Linked DNA regions of Mus musculus: region 2 is linked to region 1. Evidence: chromatin loops called from intact Hi-C (ENCODE). Cell type or tissue: heart. All regions are shown on one strand.

What was found. Peaks named below come from ENCODE experiments on the same cell type or tissue, not always from the same donor. Only the 100,000 strongest peaks of a DNase experiment are listed, where the experiment ranks them.
Region 2: it touches region 1 in a loop (8-fold over the local background); 20 of 42 quality-filtered maps call a loop at or near these places.

Annotation. Positions count from the first base shown.
Region 1 is chrX:142,549,897-142,557,896 of GRCm38, reverse strand. No RefSeq gene overlaps it. Among named protein-coding and RNA genes, the nearest start is that of Gm25915, 68 kb to the right of the region's middle. In heart, a CTCF peak has its summit at 3,500; no DNase peak of the experiment used is centred here.
Region 2 is chrX:143,054,101-143,062,100 of GRCm38, reverse strand. It overlaps a transcript of Rtl9 not described here. Among named protein-coding and RNA genes, the nearest start is that of Rtl9, 41 kb to the left of the region's middle. In heart, a CTCF peak has its summit at 3,078 (motif pointing right); a DNase peak (open chromatin) is centred at 3,110; H3K4me3 peaks cover 412 bases; H3K27ac peaks cover 282 bases; H3K27me3 peaks cover 996 bases.

The DNA.
Region 1 (8,000 bases):
AAAAATATTTGTTAAACTGATGAATAAAGGAAGGAATGGATTTTCCCTATGTATGACAGGTATTCTAGCCTAACTCTTCTTTATATTCATAGCCAGATTAACTTCCCCAGGCAGAGGAGCATCTGTTGCTTTTTTTGAAGGCAAGATTAACAAATAATGAGTGTGGGAGGGCTAGATCAAGTTGATTCGGTTCAGCAGGTGTTTGGAAGCCTGCCACAAACCCAGTCCTGGGCCATGTGTCGTCCCAGAAAGGACACAGGCCTAAGCAATGCAAATGCTTCTAAAATGCATATTTCAAACATACATACAAAAATGTATCAAGGGCTGGTGAGATGGCTCAGCGGTTAAGAGCGCCGACTGCTCTTCCAAAGGTCCTGAGTTCAAATCCCAGCAACCACATGGTGGCTCACAACCATCCATAATGAAATCTGATGCCCTCTTCTGGAGTGTCTGAAGACAGCTACAGTGTACTTACATATAATGAATAAATAAATAAATAAATAAATAAATAAATAAAGTATCAAAAGTCAGAAGACAGACACCATGGCCCCATGACTTTACTTCAAAAGCAAGACATAAGCAGTATGCACAGGCTCTGGAAGCCAAGAGCTTTTGAAGAAACTGGTATAAAAATTTTCATTTTGAGACATGGTTGAGACAGCTCTCGTAGGCTTAGAATTCTACATATAGACAGGATGACCTTGAACTTACAGAGATCTACCTGCCTCTACCTCATGAGTACTGAGATTAAAGACGTGCACCACCATGGTCAGCTCACATTAAAAAAAAAAATCTTTGGAGACCATTCCAAACTTAACCAGAATTTCCCTGAGGCTACACATCCTGTTTATATATCCCATACAACAATTCATCCATTTCACAGGAAAATATTAATATCTGATGTTAATTATTGCTCCAGATCTGACTTGGTATGTTTGGTATAAGTTTTGTACTCCATTTATGAAATCCAGAGAATTCTGACATTCTAAAACACCCGTAGTAACAAAGGACATAAGTATGACATTAAATGTTGAGACTTGGTTATTAAGCAATGATTTTTCTTTTGATTATTCTGCACATGTGAATGGGGGTGGTATACATACATGTGGAGGTCAGGGGACAACTTGTGAAAGTTTATTCTTTCCTTCATCTTATGGATCTCAGGGACTGAGCTAGGATTGTCAGGCTTGACGCCGAGACACCTTACAGGTCTATGCTTGCTCCCTCCCTCCCTCCCTCCCTCCCTCCCTCCCTCCCTCCCTCCCTCCCTTCCACCTTCCCTTCCATCTTCCTTTCCACCTTCCCTTCCTCCCTCCCTTCCTTCTTTTTTCTTTCTATGGTTTTTATTTTGTTCATTTATGCATATGGGTACTTTGTCTGCATGTATTTCTGTACACCAGAGGAGGGCATCGGCTCTCATGACAGATGGTTGTGAGCCACCATGTGGGTGCTGGGATTTGAACTCAGGACCTCTGAAAGAACAGCCAGTCCTCTTAACTGCTGAGCCATCTCTCCAGTTCTTCCTTCCTTCCTTCCTTCCTTCCTTCCTTTCTTTCTTTCTTTCTTTCTTTCTTTCTTTCTTTCTTTCTTTCTTCCTTTCCTTCCTTTCCTTTCTTTCTTTCTTTCCTTTCTTTCTTTCTTTCTTTTCTTTCTTTCCTTTCTTTCTTTCCTTTCTTTCTTTCCTTTCTTTCTTTTCTTTCTTTCTTTCTTTCTTTCTTTCTTTCTTTCTTTCTTTCTTTCCTTTCTTTCTTTCATTTCTTTTCTTTCCTTCCTTCCTTTCCTTCCTTCCTTTCCTTCCTTCCTTCCTTCCTTTCTTTCTTTCTTTCTTTCTTTCTTTCTTTCTTTCTTTCTTTCTTTCTTTCTTTCTTTCTTTCTTTCTTTCTTTCTTTTTTCGAGACAGGGTTTCTCTGTATAGCCCTGGCTGTCCTGGAACTCACTCTGTAGACCAGGCTGGCCTCTAACTCAGAAATCCACCTCCCTCTGCCTCCCAAGTGCTGGGATTAAAGGCGTGAGCCACCGCACCTGGCAGTAACTCACTTCCAGTCCTCTTTCTATGTTTTTAAAGGGCAAAAAGAAAGGGAAGAGGATTGAGCCAGGTGAGACAACCAAGGGCATCTGATCACAAACCTTTATCCTCCTCCTCCTCCTCCTCCTCCTCCTCCTCCTCCTCCTCCTTCTCCTACTCTCAGCTCCCACTTCTACCCATCTTCCTTGGCCTCTGCTCGTTTTTCTCTCTCTGGCTTCCATGACTCATTTGTATCCTTCATCTAATATAATTTTGTTGCAGAAAAATGTCTGTAACATGCCTCACATTTCCTCTCCATCCTTGAGACTCCACATCTTCCTCTCCCTGTGTCTGGCTTAACTTTCACCTCTCTGTTTTGGGATCCTGTCTCTTTCACCTGTGCCTTCCTTCTTTCTGCCTACTATATAAAAAAGCCACTGTCCCATGACTTCTGATCATCACCTCTGGACCTATCTTTTTTTCCCCCATTTCTCCTTTCTGAGGCTATTTTTATCATTTTTATCTATGCACATCCTTTTCTTTTTTCCTTCCCCCATCTCCCTGTTTACTTTTGAAACAGGTATAATTTCATGTGTGTGGTGGCACATACATATAATGCATGTACTCTGGATGCTGAGGCAGGAGGATCATGAGTTTCATACTAGCTATGGCTATATATTAATACTCTATGAACATATAATTAAAAAAACCAAACAAGAGGACATATTAAAGTTAAAAGGCAAGCCATTTTTTTCTTAAACAGCAAGTTTATTATAACGGAATTGCATATTTAAAGTATACAACTTGATAACACATATATTTACCAGTTAAGTAACTTCCACAATGTAAACACTAAGTGTATACTTCACTCCTCTAAAATTTCCATAGGCTCCTTACCAGTCTCTCCTTCCATTGTTATGGTTTGAATATGCTGTGCTTCCCACAGGCTCATGTGTTAGAATATTTTTTTTTACCCCAGCCGGTGGTGCTGTTTTGGAAGCTTGTAGAACCTTTAACGTGATGCCTGGCTGCCAGAAGTGAGTCACTGAGTGGGGTGAGCCTTGAGATTTAGAGTCTGACCCTCTCTCCCTCTCTCTGCTTTCTGTTCTGGCGACACCTAAGAGTGACAGAGACCCTCTGGCCCAGAGCTACTGCTAGCATTCCTTTTGGACCTGTAGCCTCTCAAACTACAGCTCAAAACAAGCTTCACCTCTCATCAGGCATTTGGTCAGGGCAAGAAGAAAAGGAACAAATATATACCATTCTTTCCCCCTTCCCTCATGATCTCAAGAAACCTCTGGCTTATTTCTGTTGATATATATTAGAGGGAGTAGGACAATTCAAAGAAAACTATTCAGAATGCACAGTGGTGTGCTTTGATGTGTCTAAAAAATCAAATCATGATGGCAATATATACATGATGATGTTAGCCTCGTTTCAGAAGCCATTTGGAGAATGAAGAGATTAATTTTGAACGATAGGCCCTCTAGTGGCGCATGGAGAATGACAAGCCTTCCAGACTGAGAAAGCAAGTTGGGTTGAACCTTCAACCCCTGCACCCTAATAAAGCCAAAGTCCTAGTTGTTGAAGTGCGTGAGCAACAGTCTGTCTACCACCTTGGAACACAGCCAGGTGATGTGTATGAATCGACCTGGCATTGCTCTGTATTGAAGCAGACTTATGGAAATGCACACTTCATTTATGGCATCTCAGATCTCAGCTGCATGGGTAAATTGGCAAATCCTTTTTAACAGGGATCCCAAGAGACTTTTCACTGTGACAGTGTAAGTGACTACCTGAAATCATACCTTTTTTTTTTCTTTTTTTCTTTTTTTTTTTCTGGAAAGCCACACTAGGAGAATAGGAATGCTGTGCGATTGTGGGAAGAAATTCCTGTCTAAGAAGGGATGGGTTTCTGATCATCCCCCTCTCAGTTTCCCAAGTCACAGCTTCAAAGCATCCAAGTCAGTGCATTTTAAGTGATAGCCATTGTGGTGGTTTGAATGACAATGGCTCCCATAGGCTCATATATTTGAATGTTTGGTTCCCAGTTGGTGGACTGTTTGGGAAGGATTTGGAAGTGTGGCCTTACTGGAAGGAGGTGTGTTTGTGTGGGATTTTGAGGCAGAGTCTTTCTATGTAGCCCTAGTTGTCCTGGAACTCAATATGTAGACCAAGCTGACCTTGAACTCACAGAGATCCACTTTTTGTCTTCCTAGTGCTAAGATTAAAGGCATGCATGACCACACTCAGCCCATCTTCCTGGGTTTTTTTTTTTTTTGTTTGTTTGTTTGTCTTGTCTTGTCTTGTCTTGTCTTGTCTTGTTTTGTTTTGTTTTGTTTTGTTTGACACAAGGTCTCTCCCTGGACTGGAGCACATTGATTTGGTTGGTCTGGTTGGCCAGTAAGTCTCAGAAATCCACCTGTCACTGTGATCAAAGTGCTGAGATTATGAGTGCCCTCTGCCTGGCTTGCTTCTCTCTCTCTCTCTCTCTCTCTCTCTCTCTCTCTCTCTCATTAGTTTATTCTTTGTGACAGGATCACTCTATGTTGTCCTGGCTGTCCTGGAACTCACTATGTAGATCAGGCAGACCTCAAACCTACAGAGATTTGCCTGTTTCTGCCTCCTGAGGGCTGCGATTAAAGGTGTGCACCACTGCCCAGCATAACTCTGCCTGGCTATCTGTGAGGGTGCCGAGGATCAAACTCAGGCCTCATGCTGTGTGGCAATCACTTTAGCAACTGAGCTTTCTCCCTAGATCAGCATACCCTTCTTTTCAAGAGCCAGTCTATTTTCCCTAAAGTTTATTAACTTTAAAGTTATTAACTATGAAGTTTGAGTTTCATCTCCATACATATGTGTGCTATTATATTTTGTTTTCATTCCTCTCCCCACACTGTCCTCCCTTCTTCCAACTACTACCTGCTGCTGTTGGCTTATTTTTCCACCTATGTTTCATGTCCTATATCTCACCTCTCTTATGGTCACTTCTAACCCTTTCATGATTCCTTTTCAAATTTCATGGCCTATTCACCCATGCATATATACATAGACATGTACGTGTACTGACACTTAATTTTAAATCTAGGTTTTATATATGTAAGTGAAAACGCGAAGTATTTGTCTTTCTGAGTCTGACTTATCTCGCTTGGTTTCCAGTTTCATTTATTTTCCTGCAAATGTCATGATTTCACCTTTCTTTTCCAAAGAATCAGGCAAAACACTTCATAAGATGTCAAACTCCACAGGGGACCCAAGATCTATAATCTTTCAACAGGGCAAATTCAAGTTATCAAAGACTTTGGTATTTCCTTAAAATAGTTTGGCAACCAACCTCAAGATTCTGGAAAATTAGACAAGTGGTTTTCATTATGTAATCTTTTATGTATTTGGCTATGAACTGCCCAGGGGACCTACTTAAAAATATTGCACAAAGTTTAGCCCTCACTCAACCCTACTAAATCCGAATGTTTGGAACGCTCATTTCTCCCAGGTTGCTGAATAGACCTGGTTGCATAGATAAACTCTTGAGAACTGCTGAGTTTGCATGTTCTGAAGAGATTGAGCTAAGATCCAAATATTTCACTTCATCCACGTTGGCTGCTTGCAATAACTTTTTCTTTCTCTCATCCCAGCACAGTGGACGTAGCCAAGCTTATTTCTTCCTTTTTTCCCTTAACTTTTTATTGGTTCTTTGCAAGTTTCTCCACATCGTGCACTCCAGTCCCGCTCATCTCCCACCCTTTTATCTGTCCTTGCAACCTCTTCCCAAAATAAAACATATCATAAACAAACAACAACAATAATAAAGCAGAGAAAACATCTCATCGCAGAAGGTGTAATGTGTCATAGTGTGTCCCACAGTCTATCCTCTGTCTACGCCTCTTCCCCTACAAATGTTCATTACAATGAGTCATTAATCTGGTTCAAGATTTCTGGCTTCTGTGACACCATCAATATTGGATCCTCATGGAGACTCCTTCCTGTTGTTGCCCTGTGTCATGGAGATTCTATGGCTTTGGGATGGCAGGACTAGCAGATTATGTAGACTATGGGGTGGATCAATTCAGGGCCCTGGATCTGGGCCTGGGTGTAGCTGAGCTTTCAGCCCACCAGCTCTCCCTTTTCCACAGCACCAGGGTGAGCTCTCCAGTACTGCTTCGGCTAGGCCACCCAACACCACCCTCTGCAAGAGGCAGGGTCAGCTCTTTTATTCTCATGCTCTCAGGGCCGGCCCATCCACAGCCACGCCTCCAGATCTAGGTCCATTGTGAAGCCCAGTTGAGGTGCGGGACCCACTCTCCCAAGTGTTGTACCATGTGAGGGGCTGGGCCAGCTCTTCCACTTTCAGACCCTCGGGGCTGGCTCACCAGTGCCTTCAACATCAAGGCTGGTGATAGGCAGGACTAGCTAGCTCTCTTGAGATCATGACCCTGTGGGCAGCTTCCCTGAATGCAGAATGTGGGGAGGTGGGGAGCCTGTGCTACCCCACAGCAGATGAGTGGCAGGGTCAGGTCTCCTATGCTCACAACCTTTGAGCCAGCTCACCTGCATCCCTGCCACTCACGAGCAGTTCCACTGTACTGCCTGAGTGAGGTCCAGGGCCCACCCACTCTGCCGAGTGCTGCTGTGGCTGAGAGATGGGACCAGCTCTCCATAGCATCACATGGTCCATGGTGGCTGCCTTGACCAGGGACATCTCTGTGTTCTCTAGTGGTAATATGAGCCACAACGTCCACACAAACCCCTGCCACTGCATAGCCATGGGCTTAGACATGGCCCTCAGTGGCTGCTCAGGTTGGGACCTCATGATGGCCCCAGATAGTGGGGCTGGCCACTCATAACAGGCTATCCCTCTGTATCTTCGAGTCTCCAGTTCCATCTCTATATGCTCAAACTGCTCCACTTCTCTTTCTCTTCCATCTGACTACCACATACTCGGGCACATTGTGGTTGATGGCTCCCACTACAGACTGGCTATGTGGCTGGTGACATCTCCATTCACACTGCATGTTGTGGCAGCATGTAGGTGTCTATGGCAGCTTGTGCTGTGCACTGAAGGACATGTCTGTGTGTGGCATGGAAGTCTGGAGGTCTCTATCTGTCTTCCTCCTATGATGCTCTGCCTGGATTTAATTAGACTTAATTTGATTTGATTTTTATGAGTCTTAGGCATAAGACAGCTTTGGACACCAAGCCAGGCATCAATCAAGCTAGGATGAATAAAAGACCGCCATCTGATCTGCCCCTGACTGATATAACAACAACAACAACAATAACAACAACAACAGCAACAACAATAACAGCAACAATAACAGCAACAACAACAATAGCAACAAGGTGTCTCTTTGCACACTGCCAGGGGAGATGTCTCAGTCTTCTATACAGCCATCTCTCTTTCCCTCCTTTCTTTCTTAGCCTAGTGCTTTAGATCCATTAGCAACCATTTCTAGTGAGTTATGTGAAGAGCTGGGTGACCTAGGTCCTTTTGACCATTCTACTATTCATTCTGTGATGTTGGGCAGGCTATTTACCCTCTTTGTACCTTGGATTTCTCATTTATAAAATGGACTATGGCACCAGATCAGCATGTAAAAGCACTTCAACTTTTAAAATCGGTGATCTTTCTAATTATCCAAATGGTAGGCGCATACACATAGTGGCTTACACTTGAAAACTCAGCACTTGGAAGGCTAAGGCTAGAAAAGTGTCATGAGTGAAATCAGGTGAGTTCCAGGGCAGCTTGACCTGAGAGTGAGGCTGTTTTCTTAAACCAAAAAAGAGAAAACGAAAGATTATTCTACAAGTATGGCATGAGATACAAGAGTAGCAAACACCCAGAGTGTTTACTGGAAAAGTACCTCTGGCCTGGAGGTAGCCCGTGGAGGACCACTTGGTTTTTTGCAAGGCTGTGAGTTCAATTCCCAGCACTAGAAAAAGTGGGCAGAATAGAAAAGACATGAAAAGCACCCCATCATCTATTAATGGATGAATG
Region 2 (8,000 bases), 500 kb before region 1:
TGGAATTAATAATAGTACTTCACACAGGCTTTAAGGACTAAATGAACTAGTGTTTATAAAACCCTGGCCACATGCACGGCACATGGGAAACACTAAACTGTTTGTTAACTGAAAAGATAAATGTATACCGCAGCTCCTCTACGGGTACACTCGTGGAGAGGCAAGGTTGCCAAATGGTTAAAGATGGCCAGCTGAGCTGGCCTTTGAACCCTGGTCTCAGAATTTCCAAGTAAAATCTGAAGCTCAGTTTTCCAGTCTCTAACATGGGGCTAAGGAGAATCTCCAGGAAAACATCACTCCAGGGTTTAAATGAGGTACCCCCACATTCCCAAGCACAATGCCAGCAGTGCCGGGCGTGCGTGCGGGTGAGGAAGTACCCAATAAAAGCAGAGCACTCATCCGCTGAATCTTTGGGAACTGCCACCCCGATTTTTCCCCCTTTTCTTCTGGGTTAACTCACGGCATGTAGCTTTGGAAATCCTGCCACAGTAAATGAACAATTTCATCATTTTGCCAATGAAATTCCTAAACATGTTATTCAGGAGCCAGAAAGAGGGAAAACATTTCAGTCACCTCTGTACCAACCAAGTATGGGCAGTTCGTTTTCCTGTTTAGCAAACCTCACCACCACCACTACCACCACCACCACCAGCACCACCACCACCAGCACCACCCCAGCAGCAGAAGTCACTCTGCAATATAAAATTGAAGGAATGAGTGTTTTACTGCAAACAAAAGCCATCTTTGTTTGCTGCACAACTTTAGGAGAGGAAAAAAAAATACCTCAACCCAGGAGCTTGGAAAATTCTTGAAAGTTCTCATTTTATTCCAGCAAATCCAACAAAATTGGCAAGGTTTCTGGACATGTGAACCTGAGTCAGGATGAGCCACCTCTACCCACTTGTCTCCCCACGGCACCCAGAACCCAGGAGGAGAGTCTAGTGGGCATCAATACATATTGACTGTCGATCCCTCCATGACAGCCCCAGACTCCTGCTTCTATGATGTCGGCCACTTGGCCAAAGCACTCGCAAAGTCGTGCTAAAGAACATTTTGCAAACAGGAAGGGAAATAAAAAAACATCCATCAACTCACCACGCTAACACAACTCTTAATTTGTGTGGAAAACTTCTCCTGCAGTCTTTATCCACGTGCAGACATATTTTTACAGCACTGTAGTCATAAGGAAAAACTGCAGCAACTCCAGCCAAGAGCCAGATACCATACAGCTCATGTCACTAAACTTTCCAAGTGAGGGCTTTCTTCTCCCTCGTTCACTCCATTCATTCATTCAGTCAGTCAGTCAACAAACATGGGTTTTAAGCAGCCCCGAGTGCTATGCCCTGGAGAGTACTGAGTTAACAAAGGCACAGTACCCACCTTTAAGCGGCTCCCTGTTTATTGAAGGAAACAAGAAAAGTCAGCGGGAAATGACAGGATGCTGGAATCAATGTGTAAATACTGCATAAAAGCACAGAAGAGGTGCATTTAAGGGAGACTGGAAAGGAGTACTGAAGACAGGAAAGGGTGGAGGGCAGAGGAAAACAGGGTGTTGTTGGGTAGCCCAAAGTAATCCTGTTCTAGGGAGGTGGCAATGGGTGTAGTAAGAAAGAAAGGTGGCAAGATCAAAGATTTCTTGGGCATCGGGAAGGCTGGGCAATGGTTTGGAAGAGCAGGAAGATGCTCATTTTGGGAAGGTGGTCCGAGCAATATGCTTGCAGCCAGACTGGAGGGTGTGAGATAGTTAACAGTTAACGGAGGACAAATCACAGTAATCTCTCAAGATGAAGGGTTTTGTGACCTCTCTACTTACAAACCATATCTCCACCCGCCTCCGCCACCCCCACCCCACCCCCGAGCAAGCGCTTCACCTCTCTGTGCCTCTGTCTCCTTCTCTGTACAGTAAGAATCACAACAACATCGCTCTCTGTGGAGCTGCTAGGAGGATTCTGTAAGATGCTGCAGGCAAAGCACCTGTCCCAGAGGCTTGTTATAGGAGACGCTCAATCCATGGCACTATTACTTCCCTTCATCCTCTCTGTCCTTCTCCTGACCCTTCCTTAAAGCCTGCTACACTATTAAGCATGGAAGTGGCTGAGACAAGACCATCTCACTCCAGAGGGCAGTGGAGAAAGTTTGAAAATGCCATTGTCAGGACAACTACTGAGGATTCTTTAGATGAGCCAAGGGCCCCACAGAGGTGGGAAACTGTGACTTCCTACTGGGACTAATTAACAAAGTGATCCAGCTTCCTCTGTCAAGGAGGAGACGATCAGTTAAATTTATCCAGACTTTGGATTTTGCCTCATGGATGTGACGAAGGAGTTGTCAAAATAGGCAAAATCTTGAAGTCCGTGTTCCTTGAGTTAGATTGAAGCACGCAGCCTCCAATCTCATTTCTGCCGCAACCTGACTGTTGGACTTTAGGTAAGTCACTCAACCTCTCTGATCCCCAGCAATCTCATTTTATAAAGAACAACAATAGCTGTCTCATACAATGATTGTGAGGATGGCATTAAAATATAGAAATGATGGCATCATAAGCTTATTATGTGTCTGGCACATAGATATTCACTAATGTTCTTACCGTTGGTGATTTTCGAGAATGAAGGGGGAAGCAAGTAAGGTAAGAGGGTTTGATGGAATGAGAACATGGATGGAGGAGCTGCAAACGCCTGGCAAACCTCCTGAGGTAATGAGAGGAGCTTTGAGGTCAGCAGACAGGATGTGGATGGAGGAGGTTCTAGCTGATGATGAAGCATGGTAAGGCTACAAGGGAGGTGTGTCCCGCACATGGACCATGGATGTTAAACTCACCAATATTGATGTCAGGACTTGGGGTGGAGAAGAAGACAGTGAGCCAGATGTTGAACTCTTCCTTGAATGTGGGAGTGGGGGGTTGACCAAAAAGAAGAGCCGACGAGGAGAGAAGAGGGTGCTGTAGCCAGATGGCATTAGAAGGAGGAGTTCTTGGCGGAGGATGGAGAACTAAACGATCTGGAAGCAGACAGGGGAAGCTGGAGCACAGACCCCACCTCCCAGCCCCAGGGTGCCTGTAGTGGAGGAGTGCGGGAAGTGGCCACTAGAGGGCGCTGCCTGCAAAGCTGTGAACTCGGTGGCGCGACTCAGGTTTCAGCACTTCCAGAAGGGAAGGCAGACCTAAGATTGTTGTGTAGGAAAGTTTATCCCGAGTAAACAGGGAGTCGATTGTGGGGTGACACTTCTAGAGGGCACTGAGAGGAGTGGAAAGGGGCAGTAGTGGGGAATTCGATGGGTCGGGGGTGCAGTGGGAGGATGAAGGGGAGAGAACGGGCCAAGGACAGGAAGGCTTAGCACTTGGGCTGTAGCCAAGGACAGGGGGATGTGAAGCCTGGTGGGATTAACTGTCCTTGAAGTTATAAATGGAGATTTTGTCCCCCTCTTTACATCTTTTGTTTATTATAAAACTAACACATGCTTGTCTCAAAGGAGTCTAATCATTACTAAGGTGAAAATCTATCTCCTGGAGCCTGTTTGCCAAAAGCAAGAGCTGTTCGTGCAATAGCCTTAACAGAAATCATAGCCTACAATGTGATTTTTGTCACAATGCTCTATTGAGCATCTCTGCCTGTCCATGTACAAAGATCAAGCTTGTCCTTATTTGGGGAGATGCTGTCATTGTCACCAATCGTAGTCTAACTAGAATAGACCTGGATAGCAACTATTAGCTAGCTGCTCCGTGCTAGTTGTCACCAGAGCATCCACTGTGAGCACTGTCTCATTTGCTCTTCATAACCTCATGGTGGAGATTTATGACAATTCTCCCCGTTTTTGGTGGTGAGAAAATCAAGTTGTGTTTAGAAACATCTTCAACATAAAGGCAGTGTGATAATAATGGAGCCCAAGTTTTATATACATATATATATATGAATTGTGTGTGTTCATGTATGTGTGGGCACATGTGTACCCCAACATATGTGTGGCAGCCACAGAGTAACCTAGGGTATCTGCTTTACCTTGGTTCTGGAGATTCAGTCTTAGATCCTTGTACTTGAGTGGCAAAGCACTTTGCCCACCAAGGCATCTCCCTAGCCCCCAAGCCCAAGTTCTTCCTTGGAATCACAAAAAAGTGTATGACTGTGCTATTTAGATATGCTATAATGAGTTAACCAAATCGTTACTCACATCATTTTTGGTTCTTTCTTTCTTTCTTTTTCTTTCTTTTTTTTTTTTTTTTTTTTTTTTTTTTTTTTTTTTTTTTTTTTGGTTTTTCGAGACAGGGTTTCTCTGTGTAGCCCTGGCTGTCCTGGAACTCACTCTGTAGACCAGGCTGGCCTCGAACTCAGAAACCCACCTGCCTCTGCCTCCCAAGTGCTGGGATTAAAGGCGTGCGCCACCATGCATGGCCATTTTGGTTATTTCGATTTTATGTCTGTTTACAAGTAATCTTTTAGTGAGCAAGCAATACTTAACATGGAGAATTTTGACAGTATGACATTTCCATCTGGAAGTTGTTCTTATTCAGATGTGCACCACGCGTACGTGGGTGTGCTTGTTGTTACCACATCCTCACAAAGCCTAGGCTTTTGCAACTTTTTTTTTTAATTTGGCCCATTTGAAAGATGAAAATGGCATGTCAATCACCTTGACGCTGTCTTAATTTGCATCTCTTAATTATTAGTGTTTTACGTACCTTTTCAAATGGCATAAAAATTTTTTGTGTGTTTTTATTTTTGCTGTGTTTTTTTTTTTTTTAGTATACTGCTAGTAGATTGCGTATCGGTATTACAATAATCTACAAGAGCTCTCTCATCCATTCCCTCAACACTCCTTTCTCAAATACCAGGCACTATCCTAGCACAAGGACTATGGTAGTGGCGAAGTGAAATCTCATCCTTCATGAAGTCGATTTGAATGTATGGGAAGTAGATAATAAGCAAGCAAATAATCACCTGTGCAATTTCACATCGCTGTAGATGGGCTAAAGGAAAGAGGGCACTTCTTGTAATAGAGCTCTCACAAATAATATTGACAGGACTGACTCACCATAGTTTCACTGTGGTTTTCAATACAACCTGTGTGAAAGTCATACACATTCTACAGAAACCTAGAAGCCATCTTTCCAACTTTGAATGGGAATCTTTTCTTGGGCTAGTGATACACTGCTCCCTACTCTGTCACAATGCTGGGCAGCAGCAGGTTCCCCAGTCAGGTATATGATGGTGAGTGGCACAACTGGTACTCTCCAGTGTACTGGGTTGTTAAGCAATGATGCTCGGTGTGATAAGTATATCCACTGCATTTTCTATTGATGATGTGTTCAATTTATAAAGGGTTTAAGAGGCTATAACGCCATCATAACTTGGTATCCCAATGACTAGCCTGCCTCTTATACTCTGCTCGATCCTTTGGTTTTTGGTTTTTGTTTGTTTGTTTGTTTGTTTGTTTTTGTTTTGTTTTTGTTTTTGACTTAGCCATACCAAAGTTGTAAGATATTTTTTTTCATTTCAGTGCAATTAGGGGGCAGTTTATTGGGCTTACACTTTCAGATCATAGTCATCATTGAAGGAACTCAAGACAGGAACTCAGACAAGAGCAGAAACCTGGAGACAGGAGCTGATGACGAGGCCACAAAGGGGTGCTGCTTACTGACTTGTTCCTCATGCCTTGCTCAGCCTGAGAACCCAGGACCCATCAGCTTAGGGATGGCACCACCCACCAAGGGCTGCACTCTCTACTCCTGAACACCAATGAGAAAATGCCTTAAAGCTGGATCTCATGGAGGCATTTCCTCACCTGAGGCTCCTCCCTCTCTTATGCCCAGTTGATACACAAAACCAGGCAGTACAACTGACCCCTTGTCAACTTGACACACAAACACATCACTCTTAAGCCACAACCTTTCCTTTTTATTTATCCCCAAGATCTCACATTAAAAACATAGATAATTTAAAAGTCCTACAGTCTTTACAAATTCAAACACATTAATATTTTAGTCCCCTTAGAATAGCCAATTTCTTTTAAAATCAGAAGGCTTTTAAAACTCATAGTCTGTCCATTGTGACCTCCAGTAAAATAAAAATAAAACCAATCACTTTCTTACTTCAAGAGCGAAAATTCAGGGCACAGTCACAATGAAAGCAAAGCAAAATCAAATTCCAACTGTCCAATGTCTGGGATCCACACATGACCTTCTGGTCTCTGTCATAGGCGTCACTTCTCCAGCTCTGCCCTCTGTAGCACTCTAAGCTCAGGTTGATCCACTCCACTGCCGCTTCTGTTCTTGGTGATCATCCCATGGTACTGGCATCTCCAGTATGCTGGGTTCTTCTGCTGCAACTAGGCTTCACCAATAGCCTCTCATAGGCTCTCTGCATGTTGCCAAGCCTCAACTTCTTTGCATGATCCCTTCAGTCCTGGGCTGTCAACTACAACTGAGGCTGCACCTTCACCAGTGGCCTTCCATAACCTCTCACAGGCCAAGCCTCAGCTGTTCTTCATGACCCTTTCACGCTTTCAAAGCCAGTACCACCCGGGTGACTCTTACACATTACCAAGTCCAGCCGCAGCACGAGGTACAACCTTGGCTATCTCTGGAACACAGCTTATTTGTGCTTCCAGAAAACACTTCCCAGAAGATTTCACCTCAGTGATGCTGGTCTCTTCATAATCACTGCTAATTTCTTAGCTCTAGCCAACCAGCATCAAGTATCAGTGCAATTTTATAACTACTAAGTCCTCTCATTCCTCATATCTTTATCCTTATTTCAAAAATTATCATCTTTTCCTCTATTTTTTTTTACTACTGGTGCCATCATTTTGTGGTTATTGGTTTTATGATACATATTTTTAAGTTGTTGAATTTCTACATAATAAATCTCTGTCATTATCTTTTCTTTGCAACTCCTGAAGTTTCTTTGCTGAATTTGCTGGAACTGTGTACTTCAAAATACTTAAATATTCTCCTATGCTTTTGCTTTTTAGCTTCTAAAATTTTGATATTTTATAATCTAATTTGATATTTGGTCTTTTAAAGTCCCCTTTTGAGACTGCTTTTATGTATCTCAGACTGTCCTCAAACTCAGCCCTCCTCTGATTTTTGTTTGGTAGGGGTGACACTATGCATTTAATCTAAGGCCCCTCACCTGATAATAAGAAAGATTGATTTTTTAATTCTTTGGTCTAGCTGGAAATTATTTTAGGATAAAGAATGAAATATAGAGGCCAGGCAGTAGTGGTGCACACCTTTAATCCCTGCACTTGGGAGGCAGAGACAGGTGTATCTCTGTGAGTTCTAGGCCAGCCTGGTCTACAGAGTGAGTTCCAGGACAGCCAGAGCTACACAAAGAAACCCTGTTTCAAAAAAAAAAAAAAAAAGGAGGAGAAAGAGGAAGAAAAAGAATGCAATACAAACTCAGCTCTCTTTTTGAATGCTGGAGTGGTTGCTACAGTAAATGATGCCAAGGACAAAATGACAAATCCTTTCCCACAGACATGGTACGTGTGAGGCCCCGGAACTTTGCATGGGACTATCAAATCAGTGGTGACAGAAGTGTTCACAGACGCCAACATCCTTCACTCCGTGACATTGCCATATGAATGTATATAACTGTTAGGGCTCTATCACTTGATGCCCTTGAACTTCAACATTCCCTGCTCGCCCTTGCCTGCCACACACCATGATTCATTAGCAGCCATTACACCTTTCCTTTGCACTGAGACCTGGCATCTCTCCTGAAGAGCAAGAAGTTCAGTGAATCAAAAGACAAAACACAAAAAGGAGACACCCATGGATCCCTGTTGAAATGTGTCACATTGAGGCAACGTAGGTCACCGAAGTATGGGGTTAGAGTGGCTAGAGCAGCTTTGTGGGTACCACAATAGCACATGTCTAGTCTAAAGAAAGAAATGTTGCACTGTTTGCCTTCAGTGGCTGATAGGGCATCTGCCATGCTAAGGGCCTTTCACGGAGCTGCCTGGAATGATGTCAAAGAGATAAGTTGGGGGCTTCAGAGGCTGCA